3 separate regions of the Mus musculus genome follow, and regions 1 and 3 are each linked to region 2. A link is a contact called in ENCODE Hi-C or POLR2A ChIA-PET data. All regions are on one chromosome and are shown on one strand. Each heading gives the region's core, a stretch centred on a gene start or an enhancer-like site at or near the end of the contact. The rest is flanking DNA. Distances are from core to core; before and after follow the strand shown. Region 1 holds the start of Ltbp4 (latent transforming growth factor beta binding protein 4). Region 2 holds the start of Numbl (numb-like). Region 3 holds the start of Rab4b (RAB4B, member RAS oncogene family).

Region 1 (4,062 bases), core at 1,116-3,615, 75 kb before region 2:
CCAGACAGTCCAGGCTTGTAGATTCGCTTAGAACTCTCCTTTGAAAGTCTCTTGAAATAATTTTAAGCCTGGCGTGATGGCTTATGTATGTAACTTTAGCTTTAGTGGAGAATGAAGCAGGAGGATTGTCGTGAGTTTGAGGGCTACCTGGGCTACACAGTACATTCTAGACCTTGTCTCAAAATAATGATAGTAATGAGTGCTTGGAATTCCCTTGAATCTTGTCTTGGTTTCTCCTCTGTCCTCCACCCCTGCTCTCCTTTGTTCTGAGGCCTGAACAGTCCCACTCTCCTATTTACAGTGTTGCTGCCTGTCACTGCTGCCTAGACCAGACACCTAAGAGTAGCCGCTGCACCCGAGGTGGGTTCTTCCAGGTGGGGTATGGGTATGGGTCCCCAGCGTCATCCAAAATGAAGAGATGGACGATGGCAGAGGCTTGGCCCTGCTTTTCTACTGAATCCCTGATTGTCTCTAAAGCTTCCTGCAGGGTCCGGAACTGCCCACCTGCCAAGTGCACAGGTCTAGAGGGGTGCCTGACCCCAACACCTTCGGTGCCCAGCCCCAGCCGCAGTCCCGTGGAGAAGAGTCAGGTATCCCTCAACTGGCAGCCACTGACGTAAGCATATAATTCCTCCCCTTCCAACACACACACACACACACACACACACACACACACACACACACGCACGCACGCACACGCACACTGGCCTTTCACTATTAACTCATTGTCTGTGTTTCTGTTTATTCTTCCTTGCCTGGCTGAATCATTGGGTCTTTGCTTCTTGATCTGTTTCTGTCTCTACGCCCCACCCACTTTTCCCTTCCCATCCATCTCATATCGCTTCTCTTTCCATACCCTTTTTTTTTTTTTCTTCTTCCATAGTCCTTTCTCTGAAAGTATTTCTCTAAAGATATCCCAAGCCTTGCTCCCAATAAAAGGGCTGGGGGCAATGTTGGGCAAACCCACTCCTGGAAGTGCTCCTGGCTTAGGAGGGTTCCCCCCCCCCTTGAGGTGAGGAGGCCAATTTAATAGTAGTGACAGCCTCTTCCACCCTCTTCCACCTAGTTTGCAGGAGGCCCGAGCTCTGCTGAGGCAAAGGCGGCCCCGAGGGCCGTGGGCCCGGGCATTGCTGAAAAGAAGGCCCCCACATCGCGCCCCTGCCGGCCAGGCCCGGGGTAAGAACATCCGCCCTTCCTCCGTGTAGGGGGTGGAGGGGGGTGGTTCCGGGCCAGATAAAGCCGTCTGGTTCCCACGGTGCTGCCGCCGCCTACCAGTCCCCTATTGTAGCTTGGTCCACCCCACTCCCCAGGATGCGGCCACCTCTAGGGACCCCTGCGTCCGGCAGTATGAGGTGAGCCAGGGACAGAACTAGACGCAGGCCAAAGGCGCTGACCCATCAGGGTGGGGCCGGGAAGCCAGGCGTCCGGGCTCCCGTGGCTGAAGAGGGGGGCAACTCGCCCAGCAGAGAGCGAGGCTGAACCAGTCCAGACAACAAAAGCGATTGTGCGGGTTGGCGCCTGCCCCGGCACAAAATGCCCAAGATTGCGGGACGGCTGGGGGCCAAAGACCTTTCCCTCTTACATGCCAGACCGTCCCTTGACCCTACTTTTACTACAGCCCGGTACCCCAGATTAGAGCACTCTATAGACTCAACTACCCTCAGAAGCCCTCTCCTGCTGTGTGGCCTTCAGCCCAGATGCATCCCCCTCCTTCCTAAGGTTTTCCAGATGTGTGCCCCAGGCCAGATGTGAGGACCCCCGCCCACAGCTTTATTCATTCTGACCTCTCCCACCAGGTGTAGAGAGTCTTGGTGTGCTGTGGCGTCTTCAGGTGTAAGCGCCTTAGTCTCCTCTCCAGAATTCAGCTCCTCTAATTCCTTTATGTGTCCTGTACACCGACCCTTCTCGTCACCCACAGATGTACCATCTTGCTGCCCAAATGTGCCATCCTTGTCCTCTATCTAGATGAAGCCTCTTCCCCCCCACCCCCTACCCCCGTGCCTGGTCAGAGGATCAGTCTTCAGCTGGCTCCCCAAATGCGGCCCCCATTACTCTAATGGATTTCCTCTCAATGGATTCAACTCTCTCTGGGAGCAAACCCGCCCGCCCCCACCTGTTCCCTTCCCTGCTACTCCCCATAGGCCCCATCCACTTGTTGGAGCACGGGTGGGAGCAGAGGGGGCGCCCTCCCCTCCCCCCTGCGAGTCTAGCGCCCAGCCTTCGCGCCTCTGGCTAAGCGCCCAGCCCCACGCGCCCCCGCGCGGCCGCCCGGGAGGGAGCGATGGGGAGGGGGGGCTGAGCGGGGGCGCGGCCGCCCTCCCCCGCGGGCGGGCGGGCGAGCGGGCGGGCGCGGCCGGGCCCCTCGGGCGGGCTGGGGCGGCGGCGCGGTGGAGCGCGGCGCTGCAGCCATGGCGGGCGGCGCGCAGCTGCTCTGGGTGTCGCTATTGGTGCTGCTGGCGCAGCTGGGGCCGCAGCCCGTACTGGGCCGACCCCGAGAGCGTCTTCGCGTGCGCTTCACCCCCGCTGTGTGCGGCCTGCGTTGCATCCACGGGCCCACTGGCTCCCGCTGTACCCCGACCTGCGCGCCCCGCAACGCCACCAGCGTGGACAGCGGCGCGCCCGGCGGGGCGGCCCCGGGGGGACCCGGCTTCCGCGCCTGTGAGTGCGGGATGGTGCTCCCAAGGGAGGAGTGCCCGGAGGGAGGACCCTGGAGACAATGCCTTAGGGAGCAGGAGCCCAGATTCCATGTACAGAAATGCTGGGGACTCCGTGGGGTCTTTGAGGAAGGGGGCTCTGAATTCCTTATTTGGGGAGTGGATCTCCAGGGCGCTGATTTCAGGAGCATTGAGTGTTTTTGGAACTGTGGTGTCCCACGTGAACGGACTGAGACTAGCTTTCATCCCTTTCAGTCAAGGCGAGGATCTTAGGATCTGGGAACTTTTGAGATGGGGCCCAAATTCGCAGACTGTGCGTAGTGGGTCAGCAAGGAGTGTTTCAGAGTCGCATGGGGTGGTGGGGCATATCTCAAGTTTCTAGGTCTGTCTTTGAGTGGGGGAAGACTAGGAAAGTCTGGCATGGGACTGCTTGTGATGAAGAGCTAAGCGGGAGGGGACCCAGGAAAGACGGGGTGCCTTTCGGCAAGACCTGAGTTACAGCGGTTCCACGTGCGACAGATATCCAGATAGGAGGCCTGAGGAAAGGGCGCCCCCTGGGGGAGGAAGGGACCGGCTTGCGCTTCAGCTTCCTCTAGACAAGGGGAGCATTCTGGGGTTCAGGTGAGGTCAGGAGGGTGCGCCACCTGCTAGCCCAGAGTGTGGGGATGGACTTGGGGGTCGGGTTTTCATTGCTTCTCACCCCTTACGCCCTCCGGAATGGGGAGTGGGGCCCCTGGCGCCGAGAACTCGCCCAGGCTGGCCCCCAGCCAGCCCAACCCGGCCGGCGTGAGCTCATCTCCCGCCCGAGCCCCCGCCCGCTACCACTCCCTCTCTCCGCCCCTTCCTCCCTCCTTCCTTCACTCTCTCCCGGCCCAGCCCCAACTCGCCCGTGCCAGGCGCCGTGCCCAGACGGGTGCCAAACCCCTGGAGGCACAAGGAGGAACATGTGAAGGCGGGCTGACCTCGGCAAGACCCCTATGTCCTTAGCTTCCTGTTCTTCCAATGTTGTGGGACATGAAGTTAGTTTTGCCCATTTAGCAGCAAGCCCTCTGATATGGGCACCCTGAGCTGGGAGTCTGTATTCAAGGCAAGGGCAGGCAGTGAAATGACTTAAGAGACTAAGAAATGCCCCTAAACGTGGTGGCTTCCTCCCATCTGAGACACTTCCATTTTTCCAATCTTGCTTCTTTGCTGAGCCCTTCTTAAGCTCTGCCCTTAAAAAAAAAAAAAAAATTAAGGTACCTGGAGTCCAGGTTTAACGCTCCTGACAGGAAATCCGGGTTTTTGGATCCCGGATCCAAAGGTCCCTCTTCACCCAGGGGCAAACACTACAGGAACTCCTCCAGCCCAGTTTCTTCTCCCTCTTTGGAGGTACTCCTCCAAGCTGCGCCCCTCCCAGGAGAATTCT
Region 2 (4,044 bases), core at 1,078-3,577:
TGCCGTCACTCAGCATCAGTGCCCACGGTGCCCGGCCATCTGTCACGTTGGTGTCCCACACACAGCACTACCACGTCACCCTATCACAGATAAACAGTCTCCATGAGGATTCACGTCACATAGACAAGAATGTGGCCACATGTAATCAGTCACTAGCATGGCACGTGGACAGATATACAAAGTCACAGCCTCACTAATACTCAAAACCTCACCCATAGACACTTAACACACACCGTTCAGTTCCCCACACCAGAAGTACACAGTTGGGTATACGCATAAACGGAATGGCCCACACGCAGCATTTACAGCATTATACTGCTTATAGAGGAAAATATGGTCCCAGACATGGCCATGTGCACAGTCATGACATCACCAGATCACATAGGCACATATGCACACACACTTTCACAGTCTAGGACACCAGCATGGAGTCACCCAGGGTAACAGGTAAGTGGGTCACACATACACACAGAGGAAATAGAAGCCAATCCCATACACACCCCTGGCACACAGGCAACATCCACAGCTTGAGTCCCACACAATTAATCTTTTGTAATAGACTAGAGTTTCAGAGAAGTCAGATTCGCAACTCAAATCACACACAGGAGGCTGTAGTGCACACTCGGTGTCACACGGCTAGGTGGACAGTCACTTATGCAACCCCAGTCACATACACAGACATGGCAAGGAACACACAACCACCGTCATATACACTGCCTTCCCAGAGGTCCAGCCCCACAGGCACGATGTGACTTCAAATACAATGGCAGTCGCACACCCAGAGTCGCAATGAACACAGTACAAAAATCAGACATAAGCACAACATTGTGTCACACATGGTCAGAGTCACAATTCTACTTACACACAGTTACAGCTCCACCCACATCTTCAGTCAGCCACACAGAAGTCCAACCTCAAACCCAACACAGATGTTGACACATACCAAGGTACATACACACAGGGTCTCACAAAAAGACATATGCATATCTATTTAAACACAGTCTAAAAAGTACAGGAGTCTGAACAGTGAACGGCTGCCATCACATCCACGGTCACACACACACACACACACACACACACACCAGACATCACCACATCCAACCACAAGCATGCAGGCAGACAACGCAGGATACCTCATCCTTGCCAGCTGTAATGCAAGCACACACACAGCTACAGTCACACAAACACCAGATCACACTTCTAGCCACATCCCCAACCCTTACACACACACACACACACACACACACACACACAACCACACAAAGCCGCTGGTCACCACAGAGGCTACAGACAGGTTTCCACCCGTCTCTGGGGAGCCGCCCCCAGCCCAGGCTGAATCCTGGAGCCTGGGGGGCAAGGGAAAGCTGAGCATTGTCTCCGGGTGGGGCCTCTCTTAGACGCTGAGCAGCCCTAGGGACAAAAGGGGTGGCCTAGGAGACCAATGTCTTGAGACCCCTGACTAAGCATGGGGTGGAGGTGGGGTAGGGGAATGCCTGAAATTCTCCTTATTTTATTCACGCTGGGGTGGAGTTTCAGACACAGAGACCTTGTTCTGAGAAGGGGATTTGCCTGGGACACCGCCCAAGGGCTTGGGGGGACAGGCTGGATCCAGGACCCCAGGGAGTAGACAGTACTTGGAAACCGCCCCCCCATCCCCCAGAGCCTTAGCCTTGGCAGCTCTATCCAGGGACTTCATCTTCAAGACATCGCCCAGGGGGCTGTTGTGCTCAAAGAAACCCTCTAGCAGGGAAGAGTACTGATTTTGTCTGGAATCGGCTCAGTTAAGGCCTCAGCTTGATAAAGGGGACCGTATCCGGACCCTGAACGCCAAACCTTGCCCAGGGAGTTTTACCTAGAATTTATGTAGCCCTGTCCATGATTTGGGGGGAATCTGTATTCCAGGATCCCTATTTTCAGGGCCTTCGCAGAGATGGCCTGTGCTGGACCAGACCCCAGTCTGGCAGGTTTGGGATTGCCAGGAACCTGTTCCCGGACCCCCACCCAGGACCACCCTTTCCAGCCTTGGCATCTTCTCTCCATCCGGGCGCTGCTGCCGCCTCCCACCCTTCGCCACATCAGCAGCGGCGCCGCCCCCGGCCCGAGCCCCCCGAGCCCGCCCTTCTCACGCTGGCCGCCGCGCTGCGGGACATCCAGGGCCCGGGCGCCCCCGCCTCCCGCGGCCCCGGTTGGGCCCGGCTTCCCGAGTGCTGCTGCTGCTGTGGTGGCGGCGGCTCGGTCTGACGCGGGCCCGGCCCGGGGCCGGCGGCTGGTGCGGGATGCAAGCGCGCGAGCCAGCTCGGCTCCCGGGAGGATTCCGTTCCGGGGGCGGGGGAGCATCCCTCCCTCGGCGCCCCGCCCCGACCCCGCCCATTGGCCCGCCGCCTGCTGTATATGCAAAAGATAACCCCGCCCTCCCGCAGACCACGCCCCCACATAAACACTACCGGGTCTCCTCCCAAGCAAAGGCCGGCCCGCCCCGCCCCTTGGTCTGGCCTTGCGGGAACCTGCACGCATCCCTAGAGGAGTGCCTCTCAGGTTGAGGCGCAGGTTCTATTTGCTTCCATAACCCCTGACCTCAGATCCCCTATGGTTCTGCTTCTGAAGAATTGCTTTGGGAGGCGCCTCGTCCTCAAATCTTGCTTAACCCCACGGTTCTCCCAGCCCGGCGGGGGCGGGCAGAAGCGGTGACGAGGCACTTTTTGCAGGCGAGGGGAGGGGAGAGGAGGGGAAGGAAAAGAAACAGACCCTGGAGTCCTGGAGGGAGATCACTCTGGCTTGCGAGAAGTGGGCATTGGGTTAGACCAGGTCCTAGTTCTGGACTCAGCTGCACCCCTACCCCTGTCCTGTAGGTTTGGCAGAGCAGCTGTTAGGGGCATTAGGGCCCATTAGCAAAGGCGAGGTTGTCAGGAACAGGAGGGAGCCTGAAGCTGGGGGGTGGGGGGGGGGGCGAGTATGTGATAGAAGGGTACTTCTCAGCTGCCACAGCCCTTGGAGCAGGTGGTCAGCACGTGGGGGGGGGGGCGGAGGAGGTTCCCTGCAACAGATGGCCCTAGACAAGGGGGTGGGGTGGGGGGTCTGGCCATCTGCACCTGGAGCTGCCTGTGAGCTCCTCCCCCTTAGCACAGAGAGAAAAGAACTGGGGGCAGGGAAAGGGTGCCTTTATTCGGAGGAAAGGATCAGCACCCACCCCCACCCTCCAATACACAGGCTGGAACCCGGGAAGAAGGCAGCTGGTAGAGGAGCAAGGGAGGCAAAGGTGAGGACCGCCCCCAACAGCCACCATCTCCCCTGCAGATCCTGGAAGACCTGGGGCCGAGGGGCGTCTCCTTCACATGAGAGTGGACCCAAGGCTCACTTAGATGGTGGCAGGATTCTGCTGGCTCCTAGCCTCAGAATTCAAGGTTGCTCACTTAGGATCAGGGAGCTAACTCCAGGGGCCCAAAGATCCAAGGCAAGAAACTAGGTTCTGGAGACCAAGAAAGAGGAGGAGGGGACTGCCTGCTGTGGAGCTGGTATCCCTGGATGGAATCTGTCATGGTGGGGTCGGCAGGGAGGTCCCTAGTCAGGAGGCTGCTGGCAGCGGCAGTGTCTGGCGACTGGCCCAGTAGCGGTGGTAGGTATCTTGGAAGAGGTCCCGGCAGGCGATGTGGGCGTGGAGACGGGCACAGGCTAAGAAAGCCCCAGCTAGCTTGCGGTGTAGAGCATAGGTCTCCTCAGGCGGTGGGCGCAGCCGGTGCCGAAGCAATACCGGGATGAGGCCCTGTATTCGGCGAGCAGTCTCTCCAGCCCCAAAGTCGTAGGGGCCTGAGGCAGCAAAGGGCTCCCCCAGGATCATCACTGCCTCGACGTGGGCGTCAGAGAATGCCTAGGGTGGGGATGGCAGATGCATCCAGACGGACATAATGTCCTCTGATTACTTCTGAAGAGGCAAGCTGCAAGGGCTGCCGCGTGACTCACTCACTGGTAGAGCTTGCCTAGAATTCACCAGTGAGGGCCTAGGGGGCGTGGCTCAGTGCTGGAAGGTTGGCATTACTGGCCCAAGAT
Region 3 (3,623 bases), core at 337-2,836, 80 kb after region 2:
GGCAGGCAACCAGCAAGCCATCAAAAGTGGCAGCAAACATGACATTGTGAGGATTAGTTGTAGTGGCAACATTCTATCCATGAGCAAATGGCATTTAAGCTGAGATTCAAGTAAGAGGGAAGATTGTACACAGGCGTTCAGCAAGCATAAGTGCCGTTTCCCCAGATGGACTTTTAACTTCTTCTCCAGGTTCAGGGAGGTTACTATGGAGACCTGGCAGCCCGCCTGGGCTATTTCCCCAGTAGCATTGTCCGGGAGGACCTGACTCTGAAACCTGGCAAAATTGATATGAAGACCGATGTGAGTGTCTTGGGGGTGGAGGTGGGAGTAGGATGATAGTTCCTTTATTTGCTTACCTGTTTATGAGAAGTAATTATTTTTGTTGTTGGTATGTACCCAAGCTGGCCTCAAAATCACTAGCCTCCAGTTTCAGCCTCCTGAGGGCTGCTGAGTTTACAGGCCCTGCCCAGTGCTGAGTGATCTCTAATTGGGAAATGGCAGAGGGTGCAGTACTGGAAGCTAATGTGTTCATTTCTGGGTGATCAAACCTAGTCCTTGCAGCTATAACTTTGTTAGAACCACTAGGCGCATTGCAATGTCATCACTGGTTGGTTTTCTATCTACTCTTTTTCAGCAATGGGATTTCTACTGCCAGTGAGCTCAGCCTACCGCTATCCCTGCAGTTACCCTTCCGGCTCTATGCAAATACAGCAGCCAATGGCAAACTATTTGTCTCTTTGGTTTTTGGGGTTGGGTGGGTATGTGCAAAGAATGTTTCACGGGTTTCTGAATATAGCCAATTAATGCCCTGAATGTTGTAACGTCAGTGGCTACTAGGCAGAATTTCACTTTGCAAGCCCTTTGCTCCAAGGTAAGGTTTGGGACCCCCAAGCAAGGGGGTAAACAGTACAATATATGTACGCTTTCCTCTCTTTTAAAGGGAGTTGAATCATTGGTATGAGCCAATAGATCCCGAGAAGCGCATAGAACGTACAGTTTTTTTGTTTTGTCTTTGTTTTGAGGGTTTCTCTATGTAGGCCCTGACTGTTCTGAAACTCACTATGTAGACCAGGTTGGCCTTGAACTCAGCGATACATCTGCCTCTGCTTCCTGAGTACTGGGGTTGAAAGCATGCGCGACCCCAGAGCCCGACCAACAGAGGTTTTTCTTGTAGATAGGGATAAATGTGCGCGTGTCCTCAGCTTTCCTCTTTCCGGTCTATGGGGTTAGAAATTACACTCAGCAGCCTGAGATCCATTCTTCCAACTCTGTCCATCCTGCCCTTGCTCCTTCTTGGCATTCTTGTCCCCGCCCCGTGCCTACGTATAACCAATACGGAGTCTAGTCTCTGCTCCCCGATATTTGACCAAATCCGTTCCACCGCTAGGGCAGCATCTCTGCCTCCGCCCTCTCCCACTTGCTCCACCAATCGCTCTTCTATGTCACGCCCCTTTTGACTCGGCCCCTCTCATGCCACCAATCCGCGCCGCTTATCCCGCCCACTGCCTCCTGAATCCACCAATCACTGCGTTGGGCGAGCGTGGCCTGGTATCCGCAGCTCCGGAGGCTCGCGCGGGAGGGGGGGGGGCGGTGAAGGCGGAAGTGGCGGCGCCGGGTCCAGAAGTGGAAAGGAGCTGAGGCTGCAGCCCGAGTGGAGCGGCTGCCAGCCGAGGAACAGGCGCGGCTGCGGCGCCATATTGCGGCCCTCAGCGGTCGCCACTGAGCCATGGCCGAGACCTACGGTGAGGCTGATGGGCCGAAGCAGGGGGGGCTGGGCCCGTAGTGGATGTGGATGTGGAAGTGGGGCGGGGCTTTCTGGTCAGGTGGGCGGGGTCTGCCCGGATACGGGGCAGGGCTAAGTGGGTCTGGGGCTGAGCTAATCGATTTGGGTGGAGCTTGAAGAGGCCGCTGTACGGGTTAAAAAGATCTAGGGCGGGATTTAAGGGACCTAGTCTTGGTAGATTAGGGTAGGGGGTAGGCCTTGAAGAGGGAAGCAAGCCTTCCTGGGCGGAGCATGAGTGGATAGGGCGGGGCTGACGGTGACCAGCAAGGGTCAGGTTTTATGGACTACAGAGAGAGCCTCACAGATGCTGTGCACCCTGCACACTCTGTGGGCTGATCTGGTTTGAGAGGGCTGGAGTGATGTTCTTGAGTTATAGATTTGAAACTTAGCGTCAAGAAATGCGGCATAAGTTTAAGGATAGAGGCCAGGGGTTCTGGACAGAGGATGGGGAGACAAGGTTCAGAGTTAGGCAATCAGTATGGATGTACAGTGTCAGGTGGGTAGAGGTAGGTTGGAAGGCAGTAGAAATCTCTGACGACAATCAGAGACAGCTCCATTCATTGAACACTCATAGAAAAGCCACAGAATCTGGTGCACACTTACCAGAGGAGGTAACCAGTTTAGGACATAGGCCCAACGTCAGAGGCCTTGACAGAGTGAATGAGTGAGAGGGGGTAGGAGGTGAAGTGAAGAGGAATGGAGGTCAGATTTAATTCTTGTTGAAATGGCTTTTGAAATGCATCAGGTAAGGTCTTGCATTGTGGAGACCTTTAGTTTGGGTTTGTAGCTTAGCTGTGCCTAGCTGTGTAGTCTTGCTTTCGTCAGTTAACCTCTCTGGCCTCATTTTCCTAGTCTGGAAAGTAGAAGTCCTTAGTATACTTCCTTCTTTCCTTTTTAAATATTTATTTAATGTATATGAGTACATTGTAGCCGTATTCAGAGCCACCAGAAGAGGGCATTGGATCCCATTATAGATGGTTGTAAGCCACCATGAGGTTGCTGGGAATTGAATTCAGGACCTCTGGAAGAGCAGTCATTGCTCTCAACTGCTGAGCCATCTCTTGAGCTGTATAATTTTATCTTTAGAGCTTTATTTATGATTAAATGAGTCTTTAGGACTGTGATGGGCATGTATATGGTAAACACTATATAAAAATAATTTTGTGTGCTATAACCCTCTCATTTGGGAAACCGAGGCAGGAAGACTGCTTCAAGTTAGAGGTCAGCCTGGACTACAGAGTAATACTCTTTTTCTTTTCTTTCTTTCTTTCTTTCTTTTTTTTTTTAAGACAGGGTTTCTCTGTGCAGTCCTGGCTGTCTTGGAATTCACTCTGTAGACCAGGCTGACCTCGAACTCAGAAATCCACCTGCCTCTGCCTCCCAAGTGCTGGGATTAAAGGCGTGCGCCACCACTGCCTGGCCAAAGTAATACTCTTAAAATAAGAAAAAGAGAAAGAAAGAAAAGTGCAGTGTGCTGGCACTTCCAGCAGTGGGTAGGCTGGGGCAGCAGGATTGCAGTTCAAGACCAGATAGTGAGTCCCTGAGTAGGAAAAAGACAGACAGACAGACAGACAGCAGTGGGTAGGCTGGGGCAGCAGGATTGCAGTTCAAGACCAGATAGTGAGTCCCTGAGTAGGAAAAAGACAGACAGACAGACAGACAGACAGGAAGGAAGGAAGAAAGTAGAGGATGGCAGCACAGTCTTTTAGAGGCTGAGGTAGGAGGAGTGCTTGGAGTTTGAGGACAGCGAGGTTAGTCTGGAATACATAGTGAAGCTTTGTTTCGAATATCAGTAATAATAATGAAAAAAGAAAAAAGAGTCCTCTTGAGCCCAGTAGTG

The links. Hi-C counts contacts between places; a loop is a spot of excess contacts on that map. ChIA-PET counts read pairs that join two places held with the same protein, here RNA polymerase II (POLR2A).
Region 1: POLR2A ChIA-PET joins it to region 2 with 10 read pairs in embryonic stem cell. The contact joins the promoter of Ltbp4 here to the promoter of Numbl in region 2. A Hi-C loop is called at or near these places in 1 of 37 maps with a recorded cell type or tissue (T-helper 17 cell). POLR2A ChIA-PET finds 5 or more read pairs at or near these places in 3 of 5 experiments (Patski and embryonic stem cell).
Region 3: POLR2A ChIA-PET joins it to region 2 with 14 read pairs in embryonic stem cell. The contact joins the promoter of Rab4b here to the promoter of Numbl in region 2. A Hi-C loop is called at or near these places in 1 of 37 maps with a recorded cell type or tissue (gastrocnemius). POLR2A ChIA-PET finds 5 or more read pairs at or near these places in 4 of 5 experiments (Patski and embryonic stem cell).

Annotation. Positions count from the first base shown.
Region 1 is chr7:27,331,951-27,336,012 of GRCm38, reverse strand. It overlaps Ltbp4 (latent transforming growth factor beta binding protein 4), which reads left to right and starts at 2,365. Exons shown (of 30, transcript NM_001113549.1): 1 at 2,365-2,658. The coding sequence starts at 2,409. All of the region lies in intron 1 of Gm30543 (a long non-coding RNA gene), which reads right to left.
Region 2 is chr7:27,257,044-27,261,087 of GRCm38, reverse strand. It overlaps Numbl (numb-like), which reads right to left and starts at 2,327. Exons shown (of 10, transcript NM_010950.2): 1 at 2,127-2,327. The coding sequence starts at 2,150. It overlaps Coq8b (coenzyme Q8B), which reads right to left. Exons shown (of 15, transcript NM_133770.2): 15 at 3,139-3,865. The coding sequence ends at 3,563.
Region 3 is chr7:27,176,846-27,180,468 of GRCm38, reverse strand. Rab4b (RAB4B, member RAS oncogene family) reads left to right here and starts at 1,586. Exons shown (of 8, transcript NM_029391.2): 1 at 1,586-1,742. The coding sequence starts at 1,727. Mia (melanoma inhibitory activity) reads left to right here. Exons shown (of 4, transcript NM_019394.3): 3 at 190-300; 4 at 635-728. The coding sequence ends at 658.